2 separate regions of the Homo sapiens genome follow, and region 2 is linked to region 1. Evidence: chromatin contacts called from ENCODE Hi-C data. All regions are on one chromosome and are shown on one strand. Each heading gives the region's core, a stretch centred on a gene start or an enhancer-like site at or near the end of the contact. The rest is flanking DNA. Distances are from core to core; before and after follow the strand shown.

Evidence for each region. A loop is a pair of places that touch in the nucleus more often than their neighbours do. Pooled maps may share reads with other maps.
Region 2: a pooled map shows a loop between it and region 1 (3-fold over the local background). The contact joins two enhancer-like sites. A Hi-C loop is called at or near these places in 1 of 168 maps with a recorded cell type or tissue (PC-9), 21 of 37 single-sample maps with no recorded cell type and 4 of 50 pooled maps.

Annotation. Positions count from the first base shown.
Region 1 is chr1:56,143,953-56,149,026 of GRCh38, reverse strand. No RefSeq gene overlaps it. Among named protein-coding and RNA genes, the nearest start is that of LINC01755, 200 kb to the right of the region's middle. Within about 2 kb of position 2,391, at least 2 of the 41 ENCODE cell types and tissues checked have a DNase peak (open chromatin) inside an H3K27ac peak, as active enhancers do.
Region 2 is chr1:56,523,718-56,528,791 of GRCh38, reverse strand. PLPP3 (phospholipid phosphatase 3) reads left to right here. Exons shown (of 6, transcript NM_003713.5): 3 at 4,238-4,515; 4 at 4,912-4,969. Among named protein-coding and RNA genes, the nearest start is that of PLPP3, 53 kb to the left of the region's middle. RefSeq lists an enhancer at 2,782-3,061. Within about 2 kb of position 3,156, at least 7 of the 41 ENCODE cell types and tissues checked have a DNase peak (open chromatin) inside an H3K27ac peak, as active enhancers do.

The sequences.
Region 1 (5,074 bases), core at 1,142-3,641:
CCTTTTTATTGTCCTGTCCAAATCATACAACACTTAAAATATGTGCTTGGCTTAACACTGAGCAAGCCATTTCCTTTCTTTTTGATAAATATTCCAGATTGTGAAAAAAAAATTGCCTTAAGTAGCAATTCTACAATGAGATTTATTCAGGAGAGGACATCTATAAAAAGTTTTTTCATGTTTCCCGGATAACTTGGGAACCTATGTTTTCTGAAAATACTGGATATACACAGATGCTAAGAAATGTCTCAAGTGAGCAGAGTAAAATACAATGGTTATAGATGCTAGAACTGCAAGGGGCATCAGAAGGAAAAATGAATTATTTTGCTATGTTACCTCCTGCACACCAGAGGGCTCTGCACAAATTGTGGTTGCCTGCTTTTCTACTTGGAGATTACAGGTTTAGTTAAGAGACTGGTAATCTTTCTGTAAAGGGCCAGGCAATAAATATTTTAGTCTTTGCCCATCAGCTGATCTCTGTTGCAACAACTTGACTCTGCTGCTTTTACATGAAAGCAACCATGGACTACGTGCATATGAATACGTGGCTGTGTTCCAATAAAACTTTAGTTATGAGCCCTGATCTTTGAATTTCACATGACTTTCATGTACCATAAAATGGCATTGTTATTTTAAAATTTTTTAACCGTTTAAAAATGTAAAACTTCTTAGCTCACAGGCTATTCAAAAACAGGCAGGCCAAATTCAGTTTGTGGGCTACAGTTTACTGACTCCAGGTCCAGTTAAATAATAGTAATAATAATAATAATAATAACAACAACTTCCATTTGATGAATCCCTATCTTGTGACAAGCACTATATACATTTTACCACTCATTTTTCAGGTGAGGTGGTAAACAAACATTCAGAGAGGTTAATTTGGTCAATGTCACAAAGCAAGTAAGTAGAAGAGCTGAGAACCAAATGCAGATTTGTCAGTCATGGAATCCATGCTTTTCACCATTATGCCATGCTGCCTCTTAATTTAAAATATGCAGTTTTACAAAACTTACTGATCAAATTGTGGCTCATATTTGCAGGCTTTTGTTAATAGGGCACTCTAGAAGGAGTTAAGATGAGATTCAAGTGTTGGTACCAGCAATGCCAATAATTCCCCATGTGACTTTGAGGAAAGCTCTCGAGTTTTCTGAGTCCTCTCAACCATAAGACAAAGGGATTGGAAGAGGGTATAGTGATTTTCAAGGGCAGTGGCAATTTTGTCCCTCAGGGACACTTTGTAATATCTAAAAACATTCTTGCCTTCATTTGCCACTGATAACTTGCAGGAGTGTGCTATTGACTTCTAGTAGGTAGAGCCCACGGATGGTACTAAACATCCCACAATGCACAAAACAACTCTTCCCCCTCCACCCCACCCACACACACAACAAAGAATTATCCAGTCCAAAATGTCAATAATGCTTAGATTGAGAAACCATGGACTAAGGTTTGAGGAGCTAATGTACCAATTATCTCCTCAATTTCTAAGAACTTGAATTTTTTTATTCATTTCATGAATTCATTTGGATTCATTTAATTAAAATCCAACTCATTTCTCCTCTGTGAATCATAGATTCCTTTTTTATAAAACAAGAGGATTAAACAATATAATCCCAGAGATTCTTTCCAGCTTTAAAAAGTTCAAGCGTATGATTAATAGGGTAATATTAAAAATAAATGTTGTGCTATTAATTCCAAGATAACACGAGTCATTTTTATACTTTTGTCTCATTAACTAGTGCTGCCCAACTCCCTCATCCTCACAGGGCAAAGTTTGTAAATTTGAAGTTCATGGCCTGAACTCAGCCTGCAGATGTGTTTTGTTTGGCCAATAGAGTGTATTAGAACTTTGAGAGTTAGTGGCCAACATTTAAAAGACTGGATATTTCCAATCAACATCCACATTTCCAGATTTTTTTTTTTTTAAATCATAAGATCTAGCAACTCTGGACTTGATTCTTGCATGGCAATGGCTAGCTGAGGCTGAATAAAGCTATTTCTTTAGATGAGGCCTAGTTCTCCTTTAACCAGACTTCATAGCTCACAAATTTGAACTATACCTGGCCATCTTCATTTATTTATATGACTTCTGTCCCTACCTGCCTGGCTCCTCAAGGTAGCTGAATTTGCTCCTCCTGTCCTAGAATTCTCCATGTGCTCATGGAATGCCCAGAAATGCACACGGTGGGCACTTAGAATTGTGGAATTTTAGAATAAATGAAATACATGTTAAACCCTGCAATTGAGTCTAAGTAAACAAGAGGATAGGAACAGGATGAGGAGAACAGTCTTTGCAGCAGCTTGTAAAAACATCTTAAGAGTTTTAACGGACAGTATGAGGCAATGGTGTTCTGTGCCTGCCAACTAGCTAATGTGATCCCTGGCTATATTATTAAGAGTGCAACATTCTGATGGGACATAGGGCAGTCCTGCTCTTCTCTCTGCTGCTCAGATGCATTTGACTCATCATGATTATTTCTTGGCACTACACTTGAAGTGAAGTGATTTTAACAAGGAGTTGAACAATGAATTGGTGAGATGGCTTAGAATCTCTTCACTGGAGTGAGATTTGAAGAAGCTGGGGCCACTGATTCTGGAGAAGAGAGGGCTCATGAGGCACAGGTGAAACTTTTCAAATGTTAGCATAGGTGTCCTGAGGAGGAGGTACAGATAAGCACCATGACCTTCAACACACGCTTCCACCCCTCTCTTTGAGCTTCAGTTTTCTCATTTTTATAATAAGGGGATTTGATTTTTAATCCCCTGAATAAAAATTAATCTTGAATAAAGCTATATAGCTACGCAAAATAAATGAATTTACAGCTGCTTTGGTTGGGGGGTTTAGGAGGCCTAGAGCCTCGACTACTTAGCTCTTCTTTTCAGCCCTACAAGTTTCACAACTGAGAGAGCTCTCCAGAGCCATGGAGTTTGAAAAACCCTGATCTAGATTTCTAAAATTGCTACTAATTCCAAAGCTTTTATATATCACTCAGCCTGTGTTTTCTGGCTGTGAAACAACAAGGAAGGCTTTTGGAATAAGCTTAGGGATGAGATGCACTATCAAAGGCAGGGATGGGGAATAGAGAGTCCCAGTGAAAGAAACAGTAAGAGTCATGGAGAACTACACAGACTGGCTGAAACCTACTTTGCTTAAAGTGAGTCAATCCCCACTCCATGACAACTGTCTACTAACAAATGATGATGGCAGCTTTGTCTTTGTTTCTTTAGATGCTTTTGAAGTCTGGCTCTTGTCGACAGTGTGGTTTTCTCTTTAACACCAAGTCCACCTCCCCACCCCCTTGCATTTTGTGGTTGTCATGCAGTTTGAGGATTACCCCAGTGCAGGAGGTGGGTCCCCATTGGGTTAAGCAGTCATGGTGATCCATCTTTCTTCACAGTGATTGGTTCAGGAGCCCAGGCCCCAGCCAATCAAAGTGTTTAGAATCCCTGTAATGAGGATTGTTAAGGAATGAATGTATCACCCAGCTTGGGCAATGAGAGCTGCAAGGGGATGTTGGCTGAGGCACCCTTTAGGAAACGTTTCTTCATTTGTAAGAAAGAAGCAAATGAAGAGATAGTTTCTGTCTTCCTCTGGATATTGGAATGTGGTCATGTGTGCACTAATGGCCTAGAGTTGCTGCAGCCATTTTAGTGATAGCCTGAATAGAAAGTTGGCCTGTGGAGAAAGACTGAGTCAAAAGAACTTCAGGACAGTGGAGCCGTCAAATCTGAAACCTGCTGACCTTCTGGACTCGTAGGCATGTAAGCCAATAACTTCCCTTCTTTCCTCATTATCTTAGCCAGTTTCATTTAGGTTTTCTGCTTCTTTAAGCTTAATGAATCTCAACTGATACACCAGCTCTTCCAAGCCAGAAAGGTTTCCTTTCGATGACGGTGCATGGGAGTAGTGAGTCATGTTGAAGAATGGATCAGACACATCTTATGTCCCACCTCAGAGTCTCTTGGCCTTACCTGCCTTTTGAATCCCAGATTGCTTATTCTACCCCAGCTGCTGCAGCAGTCTGATTCTGTGATAACTCACAGTGTTAAACTTCCTAAGGCCAACCAACATCACTCCTGAAATCAATAGTGGCTCACAACACTTTTGGACTCATACAAAGACCAAGCTGCGGGCACGAGACCTGGCTTCCTGAGCAGCTGCTATAGGAGCCAGGTGATGCAACTTAGGATTGTGGGGGAGTTAAATCTCTGGAAGGTAAAGTTTGAGCAATGGAATTTAGGAGATGTGAAGGAGCTGGCAGACACATTTCCATTCCTCCATGCAATAGACTGAACCAAGGAGCATGTTCCTCCCGGAACAGCCCATGTGGAAATATCTCATATAGGTAGACTGATGCCCCTGCTGAAATGCAACACCTTACGTTTATAGTTCTGCTTCAAACTGCCTCGCTTCCCTTTTCGCTCAATTTTGCAGCCATAAAAACATACCTCCTAAATAAAGCATTAGCATTCAATACTTACCTCAGGCTCTGTTTCTAGGAAAGCCATTAAGCTAGAAAGGAAAAGATCAAAGAAGAAATAAATGGTGGAGAATTAGACTATTGCCTGGGTGTGGTTTTGGTATTTAGCAAATCAATCTTAGATTAACAATCTGGGTGGAATGCACACCATATAGTATATACTGGTTAAGAGCTCAGAATATATAAGTCCCAACTCTGCCCTTTACTAATTGTGTGATCTTGTTTAAGTTACTTAAGAATCTAACTTGTCTAATAGGGTAATTGTGAAGATTAAAGAAGATAATGCATATAAAAACATTTATCACAAGGTTTCTCAACCTTAGCTCTATTGACGTTTTGGGCCAGATAACTTATTTTTGTGGGGGACTGTCCTGGGCATTGTAGCATGTATGTTAATATCTCTGGCCTTTGCCCACTAGATACAAGTAACCTGACCCAGTTGTGGCCATAAAAAAATGTTTCTATAAATAGCCAAATGTCCCATGGAGGCATAATTTCCCCCATTTGATAAATACTGGCCTATCCTTAGCTGACAGCCAGCACCAAATGCTGTACATGTAAGTGAGGTCACCCTAGACCTTCTAGCTCAGCCA
Region 2 (5,074 bases), core at 1,907-4,406, 380 kb before region 1:
GGTCCTACCCTGGAGGGGTGGTATTTCCAAACTCTTCATTTAGGTATGGTATCGTCCAAGGAGCTCTTGGAAGAGATACTCTCTACAAAACATGTTTTTTATTTGTTTGTTTGCTTTCCTCTTCAATGGAGGGAAGAAAAAAGTTAACTTTTGGAGGGCTCTCCTGCTAGGTGCCAGGCGATTGACATATCACCTTATCTAATTCCCTGGCAATCCTGCCACATAGATATTATTAACCTTATTTTATAGATGAGGACATCTAAGCCCAGAGAGGTAAAGTCACATGCCTAAGGTAATAGACAAGATTCAGACAGGTTTTTCTGGCTACAACGTTGTTGCTTCTTTCACCACCTCTTGCTCTATCTTTTCCCAAAAATCTATCCTAATTTTTCTTCATATTTCCTCTCCATAACAGTTAAATATTTGTAAATATGTGGGCAGTTGAGCTCTTTTTCACCAGAAAAGACAGGAAGAGGAGCTGTCTTGCAGTTGGAGCCAACCTCTCTCCAAACTGCAGCCCTTCTCAGGCAAGGACTGATCCCTTTCTGTCCCCTTGTAGCTTAATTGCAATGCTTTCCCATTTTATTAGTTTCCAGATTCTGTGCCAAGTGCTTTAAAAGGCAGGTAGGGGAGAATTCTCTGCTTGCCTGGCAGCCTGCCATCACCCCCAGAATCTGTTGCTTGCTGTTTCAGAAAGGGATCAACATTGAAGGCATTTTTCTCAGCAGTGAAATTTACATATCAGAACCTTGCTGACTGAGGCAGAAATGAGGGCTCTAGGGGCAGGAGTCTGGGAGTGGGGACAGAGTCTTTGTAGGAGGAGGGGGAGGGAAGAGCTTATTTTCTTACCCAGGAATAAAAACATTGTGAGTAATGAATAAAGTCCGAAAGCAGTAAATCTGGGACTCGAGAGTTAGGTGTGTAACGTGTCGGAGAACAATTTAAGCCTTCGCCTCGTCTGTAGAGGTGAGGTATTCAGGCTGCCTTTCACAACCCAAATTTCATTAAATAGACTTTTAAGGGTTAGGATTACAAGAAGCCAAGTCCGCCTGGTTCATAATGATGATTTATGGCTGTGTTGTCGACTCCCTGACCCTTCTGTACAAGGGGATAGAGAAAATACATAATTTGTTGCTCATTCACTCTAAAATCTGTCAAGGCTGCCCCAGAAGCCATGTGGTCCTGGAGTCATGTGTCTGCTAAATGGCTTCAGCCTGGCCCTCTCCTTAAAAATCTGCAATTGCTCTTCTGCAGTGGAAATTGGTTTTAATAACAATAGAAATGATAAAATTATCTCAGTGTAGTCTGCTGTGGGTCTTTGAGCTTAAGAGTCAGAATACCTGGGCTCTACTCTTAACTCTGTCACTTACTGGCCTCAAATCCTTCAGAAAAGTCACTGTCTCCCAGAGCCTTAGTATCTCCATCTGTAGAATGGAATATCTTCTTCACAGAGAAGATTCAATGAAACTACAGTACAAAATAAATGTAAGAGATGGCTGCTGTTAACATTATTATTAGGAATTTGAGGTACTGCAAAATGTTCTTTTCATCTCCTTGTTTTCCCTTGAGTGAAGGAAACATTTTACTTTGCAATTTACTATCTTAAGACTGTGACACTAAAAATGGAAGTTTTAGAGATGGGACATTAGAGCTGAAAAGAATCCCTGAATTGTAATCAAACCCCGTCTCCCTAAAGTAACTGGAGCAGAAAGGTGACTCATCTGAGATTAATCAGTAAATTCATAAAAGAGATGCTAATTTGCATTGGAAACTCACATGTTCTTTCTCAGCATCAAACAGGAAATCGTGTTGACTGATCCTCAGGCCACACCTGCTTAGAAACAGTTCCTTAATCTGTAGCAGTGTCTGGTTCAGGGAACCAGAGAGCAATCTGAGGTCAGGGATTTTATCTGGGGCCTTGGTTCTGCTCCCTGCTTCTGGTGTCATCTCTGAGCAAGTAACTTTCCTCTGCCATTGCTTATTACCTGTGCTTGGTTGGCAGGCTAGTGGTGGATGGTGGACGTAGCCCAGGAAAGTTGAGAATAAATGTCATTGCAGTTATGAAGTCATAAATCAGAGTCTAGCACCCTCGTTTTGCAAATGCAGAAACCAATTTATCCCAAATTCACTAAACAAGTAGGGACTTGAACCTCGGCTACTTGACTCCTAGTTCAGTGCTCTTCCTCCTGCATAAAAAATCTCATATGACTTATAAATAAGGAAGAATAAAAAAGATTAAGAGAACATGATTGTGGTAATAAACATCTGGAACTTGTTTGCCTGTGAGGTTACATAGGGTAAATGTATAAACAGGTTCAAAAGGGGAATTAGATCATGAATGGTAGGAAAGAATGCTGGGCAGGGAGTCAGTGCACCTGGGTTTAATCTTTAGATGGGAGCTAATTTGGACCTAAGTTTCTTCTAAATATAATGGTCCCTTTCATTAATGACTTGCCATGCTTCCTGGAGTTTAATCTCTGCAACGTGTTATCAAAGCATTCTTGGTAATGTTGAGGGGATACTTCCAATTTTGTAATAAGGCAACTCTGAGGACTACCGTCCTGCTCCCTTTCCTTCATTTGTTCCTTCAACTGATAGTCTTTGAGCATCTATGCAGGGTCCCATACTAGTTTTGCTCTCTCAGGAAACGGCTATGCCAAGATGCTGGCTAGAGTGGCCTTTGCCTATGTTCCTCTAATACAGAATTGTACTCAATATGTTCTGGGAAAACAAAATGTAGCTCTTATATATAAAGCATTTATGAACACAGAGTCACTGTGTCAATGTTGGCAGTGATAATAGCTGTTCTCACTGCTGCACCTGTTTGTCCCTGGGCCCAGCTGGTGTTTCCTTCCTACGTGGTCGTCCTCCCCCAGACTTTGGAGCCCTTGAGGACCTTGATCAGACCTCATGCCTTGATGCTTTCCTCCACTGTAAAAGAATATTGGGAGCCTTTGCAAAGGAGTGTCCGGATATGCCAGACTATTGCTTCCCTTGTGGCTGTGCACATGCTCTCTTCCCTCTGAAAGGGCAAGTGTAACTCATCATCCTGCCCTGGGAGGAAGTGTGAAGGGACTTTTGTGGTGAGTGATGAGTTGACCATCACTGTCTCTGGGCTGTGGTTACAAGCAGGAAGTGGCCATGGCTGGGCTGTGGAGTTAAGACAAAGGCAGCAGGGTGTGTGGTTGTGCACATCATAGGCATTTACCTTACAGAACATCAGCTGTCCCCCATCCTTAATGTAAATGATGTCACTATATCTATCTTGAGCATCAGGATTTCGTGACATAAAGAATATAAAAGCAATGTCTGGTATATAATAGGTAATCAGTAATTGGTGGATTATTTTCAGTAGTGATAAATCTCCTCTAAGCATCATATCATAGATACAGTATGAAAATCAAGAAAGATTTGAGAAGGATCGTCAGGCTCAGAGAAGACAGCACAGGCTGACTGGAGGAAATTCACAAACACTGAAGGGCATCGTACTACAAGTTTCTTAGTTGTTAGACTGGTATTCTATTCATCACACTCTGCTTCTAAAAAGTAAAAGCATCACTTTCTGTGATCCAGGTCATTTCCCATTCATGTTATCCTATTTGAACCAACAACTGCAAAGGTGAGCAGCCTCCTTTTATGGAGCAGAAGGCCAAAGCTTGGAGGATGTAGATTATTGCTGAAGGATACCAGATTGGTGGCAGAGTCTGAATTCCCCAGGACTTAACCATGGTGTGTCCAGCTCTTCTTACAGAAACTCTCACCATGGCCAATGTCAGCACAAGGCTGAGGCCCTTACTAGAGTCAGGTCATTGTTGGTGATCCTTTACCCCAAATCTCAGAATCTCGAGATTTGCTCAGACCCTGTGACATCATAGCTACCCTTTACCTTGTCGTTGATTCTTCATTTAGTATTTCTTTTCTATAGTTAAGTTCTTGTCTCTCCCTTAAAAAAAAAGATACACACACACACACACACACACACACATACACATATATACATATAAATATATTTGGTTGTATATTTTTGTTGTTACAAAGGGGCTTAAAACACCCAACTATATTAGCGCTTTGATCTTTTCTTCTGTGCATATTTGTGTCTGTATATTTCATAAATAGAAAATTAGGACACTCCTTTGCAAATACTGAATATTCTCCTGTGTTGTTGAATATCCGTTACGGCATCAGTGTTGATGATGAATCTTGATACTGCCTAATTCCCCTGTTGGATTCCTTTTAGATCATCACGGGGGAATTCTACCGGATCTATTACCTGAAGAAGTCGCGGTCGACGATTCAGAACCCCTACGTGGCAGCACTCTATAAGCAAGTGGGCTGCTTCCTCTTTGGCTGTGCCATCAGCCAGTCTTTCACAGACATTGCCAAAGTGTCCATAGGGCGCCTGCGTCCTCACTTCTTGAGTGTCTGCAACCCTGATTTCAGCCAGATCAACTGCTCTGAAGGCTACATTCAGAACTACAGATGCAGAGGTGATGACAGCAAAGTCCAGGAAGCCAGGTGAGACACCACCTCCGCATGGCCAGAGCCTGGACCCCTTTCATACAGTGCAGTTCAGTGAGCACTTACTAGCTGGGCCCTGGTTTAGATGGGTGAATAAGGCATAGTTCCTATTCTTGAGGAACTCACAGTCAGATGATTGAGACAGATATGTAAATCAATACTTCCGATATAGCATGGGTAGGTACATTCATTCATTCATTCTTTTGTTTATTCATGAATTCATAGGTGCCTGCTATGTTCCAGGCATGGGTCCAAAGCACTACCAAGGATGCAAAAATGAACAGGGCCTAGTGCCTGCTCTCAAGGTTACAGTCTAGGGAGGGAAGACAGACAGACAAGTGTGTATCAGGGATGTGAATACGGCCCTTTCATGGCCCTCTCTTGCTCTTGCAGGAAGTCCTTCTTCTCTGGCCATGCCTCCTTCTCCATGTACACTATGCTGTATTTGGTGGTAAGTACCCACCCTTTGATTTGAGCAGTGCTCAGTTCCAGCTTCGATCCCTTCTGATATGATAGCCCTCAAAATAGTTTAGGGGCATGCCATCACTGTGAAATC